2 separate regions of the Mus musculus genome follow, and region 2 is linked to region 1. The links are chromatin loops, found by intact Hi-C in ENCODE. Cell type or tissue: heart. All regions are shown on one strand.

What was found. Peaks named below come from ENCODE experiments on the same cell type or tissue, not always from the same donor. Only the 100,000 strongest peaks of a DNase experiment are listed, where the experiment ranks them.
Region 2: it touches region 1 in a loop (2.1-fold over the local background); 3 of 42 quality-filtered maps call a loop at or near these places.

What each region holds. Positions count from the first base shown.
Region 1 is chr5:74,895,858-74,898,357 of GRCm38, forward strand. No RefSeq gene overlaps it. Among named protein-coding and RNA genes, the nearest start is that of Gm52779, 47 kb to the right of the region's middle. In heart, no CTCF peak of the experiment used is centred here; a DNase peak (open chromatin) is centred at 1,454; H3K27me3 peaks cover 128 bases.
Region 2 is chr5:74,795,617-74,798,116 of GRCm38, forward strand. No RefSeq gene overlaps it. Among named protein-coding and RNA genes, the nearest start is that of Lnx1, 94 kb to the left of the region's middle. In heart, a CTCF peak has its summit at 975 (motif pointing right); no DNase peak of the experiment used is centred here; H3K27ac peaks cover 518 bases; H3K27me3 peaks cover 720 bases.

The sequences.
Region 1 (2,500 bases):
ATACGTAGACATCTAGGCTTCCAGGAAGCCCCCTTGGCTCTTCCAGGATGCTGCATTGTCTAGCCCTTGTTTGTCTTTTCTTAGCAATTCTATGATTTCCCAGAGCTCCCTGCTGGACTATGGAGCAAACCCTTGGGAGCAGACACTCCCTTTATTGGTTAACCTCGATCTCCTGCCCCAGAACCTTCAAGGTGTCGCACACTTGTTGGGTGAATGGGCCAGTTGGCGGCCATCCTCATTCTCATTATGTGTAGCAGCAGGATCCCATTGCCAGAGCCCCAAACCCCAATTCTTGTGCCTCCGACTCTCTAATGGATGCGCTATCACAACTGCAGTATCATTTTCTTTGCTGCTAAGACAGTATAGCCAACAAGATGCTACTGAGGGACAGAGAGTGAATTATAGACCATCGGTTGAGGGGATAAAGCCTTCATGGTGGGAGGCCCTGGCAGCAGGAGTGAGGGGCAGCTGGTCACATTGTGTTGTAGTCAGGAAGCAGAGAGCATAGGAGCTGGTGGGGCCAGACTACAGAATCCCAGTTCTGTTCCCAGTGGTCCACTTCCTTCAGCAAAGCTTCACCTCTGCACAAACTCAGATGGCACCAGCAGTTGGAGACCAAGCATTGAGCATTTCCCACCATAGCAATCTTACCACAGGGTCTGTCAAATTATCTCTCTCACTCTATGAGTATGTTCTGAGGAGGGGATCCCTCCGAGTGACAGTGAATCCAGAATGGCCTCACACAGCCTGCCCCTGTTGACCAGAGACCTGGATGTGACTCTATCTTTTATCCCCTTCTGAGTTTATGCCTGACTCTTCAGGCTGAGAACAACAAGGACAGAGTCAGAGAGGAAAGGGGACAGTGGGAGAGATGGTTCAATACAAATATAGTGACATATATGAACAAAATACCACAATTAAATAATCAGTTGGTATTTGACATTTTAATTTAAAAATTCCTTTAAAAAAAAAACAGCTCAACCAAGGCCTCAATATATCCTTACTTGCAAACTGGCTTCCAATTTCATAAATTCTTCATGCTTGGGCCTTTGAGAACAAGGTGTCCTTGATAGTTCTTAGTCTCATAGCATAATAAAAGAGAGACAAAAGAGAACACTTGGGAAGCTGAGGCAGGAGGATTATGAGGTTGAGGCCAGCCTGGACTCCATGCGAGACACTGTCCCTAAACAAAACACATGAAAGAAATACATATCTATCCACCCTCAGGCTTAACCACATGAGTGTTTCCACTGTGCTTTTACAAACCGAACTGAAATCTGACCCCTGCTACCAGATTCATATTCTAATAAAATAGCAAGGAGGGATTTCCCTAGAGCCATAGTGAATCAGCAGCATGTGTCAGACAGGACTGAGCTGCACCACCCTTCCTGACTGGAAAGCAAAGATGCAGACCAAGATTGTTCTTGGCTGCAGAAGGAGATGACTGGGTAGTTAACCGAGAAAAGCACCCGGAGGAGACAAAGCGCTTGAGATCAGGCGGTCTGCACTCCTAGGGGTCGGATAGGAGACTATGTCACCCCCGTGAAGACATGATACTGGTATTACTCAGATATTTCCAGGATCTGGGCTTTGTGGCGAAATGTGCTGACCTCGTTATAGAACACTGCCCTGAGAGAGAGCATTCCTTGGCATAATGAAGCTTTGAGTCATATTAAGGACGGGATCTCTCCATGACCTCTGCAACTCCTCCATTATGGAATTAGGAACTTTCACAGCACAGAGGGTGATTCAGGAATGAGACCCTCTATCCAGAACTACAGAGTGCTCGGTGACCACAGGCTTACCCTTTTTGTTTCTCAAGGCTATCCCAAACCCAGGAAAATGAACTATGTTTTACAACCACACACTGTCCAGCTGTCAAAACTCACTCTCTGGGTTGAAGATGTGGTTCAGCGGTTAAGAGCACTGACTGCTCTTCCAAAGGTCCTGAGTTCAATTCCCAGCAACCACACGGTGACACACAACCATCTGTAATGGGATCTGATGCCCTCTTCTGGGGTGTCCGAAGAGAGGAACAGTGTACTCGCATACATAAAATAATCTAAACAAAACAAGACAAAACACCTCAATCCATGCTCTCTGTGCCATAGACTACAAACTTGGGGGTATTGAGGAACAAGATATAGGAATGGCTCGTAGGAAATGCTTGCCCACGTGGTATAGAATTATTAGTCTATCAGTCTTAATAATGAGTAAGTGGGAAGGCCCCATCCTGGGTCCCAAGCTGGTGGCCCAGGTTGCTTTCCTAAATCACTTTAATCCCCTAAGGGTAGATTAGATTATGGACTTTTACAGCAGTGAGGGTGACTCGGGATGGGACTGTAAAGGACCCTCTGGTCCCCTAAGGAGTGATGGCACAGAACACATAGAAGATAGTGTGAGAGGGTTCATTTCTCTCTGATTCCTGGCTGCATATGTAACGTAGTCATCAAAGGCTTCATAACTTGGCTGTCATGTCTTCCCTGCTATGATGGTCTGT
Region 2 (2,500 bases), 100 kb before region 1:
GACACCGTTACCCTCTCACACATGTCAGCTTCCCATAGAGGTGAATTTTGGGTTGTATTTGTTCCTAGAAGATGCTGAAACTCTATCATCCTGAACCTCCTGGGTCAGGGCTGCTGCTTCTTTTTCTTCAGTGATGGATGACCTAGAAGCAGAGGGGTAAGGGACCACCCAGAAAGGATTTGCAAAATCCCAGAGAGCCCCCACCGAAACACCCCTAGTGGTCTCATTTCAGACACTTTACTTGACTCATTAATTCTATCAGCCAGTTTCTTAGTTGGTAACTAGTGATTTTTTATAGTTGAATATATATATATTCAACTAAATATATCATATCATATATATATACATATATATGTATATATATATATATGGCACATGCGGTATTAGGTTTCATTATAACATTTAAAAAAATAAGTTCTCATGTGGCTAGATTTGAACTAACAGATATTGGCTGCCCCTGACTCCTGAGTGTTAGGATTAAAAGCCTTCACCACCACGCCTGGCATCATTGTGGCATTGTCAAAACAATTGTTCATGTGTTTTGTTTTGTTTTAAATTTTGTTGTTTCCCTCTTCTTGCCCATTGCCTGACTTCCCTTGCACCCGTCCACCCACTCCCCATAACCCGCTTCTGCTTTTCTGTCTCCTGCCTTCTGCTGCCTTCTGCTCCATCCTTCCTCAGCACCTTCCCCCTGCTTCTCTCCTCTCTTTCATCTACTTTCTATCCACACTCAGCCTCACTTATACACACACAGAAACATCATAAGCTAGGATCTGGGGGTCGGGGGGGGGGAGGGAAGGAGGGAGGGAGGGAGGGAGGGAGGGAGTGAGGGCACATGTGATTTTGTCTTTCTGACTCTTTTACCTCACTTAAGGTAATACTTTCCAGGTCCATCTATTTTCTCCCAAGTTCTGACACAGAAAGCATTAAATGCAGTAGTAGCCCGGCAGAGGGAGCTGTTTCACAAATTCCACAAGCTGGGGGCCAATGGACCATCAACCAGGCAGGTGGTCCTGTGTTCGCTTTGGAAACTCCGACTGTTAACAGTGTAGCTGGCTGTTCAAGCTCTGAGTCAGGCCAAAGCTTATACAAGGTATCATTCTGGGGTTTGTGGGCTCCCCAGGATTTTACATCCTGCTTCCTCAGCAGAGCTCAGTCTGAACCCAATGTAGCAGTTCCAGTTTAAACCTTTTGGATTCTTCAGGCAGGACTTGGCTCCGCTATGGTACGGGAGCTGGCAATTTCCGCTGACCTTGCACAAATACACACCGAGCAGTGTGCTATTGTTGATTGAAGTCTTCAGGGAGAGATCCTGGGTCAGAGAAACCCACAACTCAGGCCAGGGGGACATTAGCACTGACGGGCTTTGGAAACAGTGGCTAAGAAGGTGACACAATAAAGGAGAGAAGGGGGGCCTTGGAAGGTTGGAGAGAAGGTTCTGCAGGTGAGGTTCTTGTTACACAAGCCTGAGGTCCTGAGTTCTCATCCAGAGCATCCACTCAAAAGGCCTAGGCAGGCCAAGCACACCTGTAATGCTAGCTCTGCAGGGGCGGAAACAGAAGGACCCTGGGCATTTCTGGCTGGCCAGCCTAGCTGACTGGTGAACTTGGCGTTCCGTGAGAGAGCCTGTCTTGAAAATAAAGTGGGATATGATTGAGAAAGACACCTGACATTGACCAGCAAGATGGCCCAGCAACTAAGAGTGAAGGTGTTTGTCACTGAACTCTCACGACCTCAACTCCAGAACCCATGGCGGAAGGAGACGACTGATCCCCAAAAGTGACCCTCCACGTGTGGTGTGTGCCATGGCACTTGAGTGCCTGCACACACACATACATACATAAATATATATGTGTGTATATATACATACATATATGTGTGTGTATATATATGTATATACATACATATATACATGTATACACATGTATATATATACACATATGTGTGTATATATATGAAATATATACACATGAGATGCATATACATATATAGAATACATATAGATATACATACAGATATATAAATAAACATATACATCTTAAAATACATTTTTTTCGTTTTGCTTTTTTGTTTTTCGAGACAGGGTTTCTCTGTATAGCCCTGGCTGTCCTGGAACTCACTCTGTAGACCAGGCTGGCCTCGAACTCAGAAATCCACCTGCCTCTGCCTCCCAAGTACTGGGATTAAAGGTGTGCACCACTGCCCGGCAATACATATTATTTTAATTGTGTGTACACACATATATACAGGTGCCCACAGAGGTCAGAAGCACTAGATCCCCCTGAACGAGACTGGGACCAGAATTCAGGTCCTCTGGAAGAACAGTATGCCCTCTTAATCAATGTCCTCTCTCCAACCCCAGCTGCCATCTTCAAAAGTGTTATGTTCAAGGACACTGTGGAGTGTGTGTGTGTGTGTGTGTGTGTGTGTGTGTGTGTGTGTGTGTAAAAGGCATACAACTATTAGCAGCCTTGGCTCAGTGATGCTGGGTCGATCATAT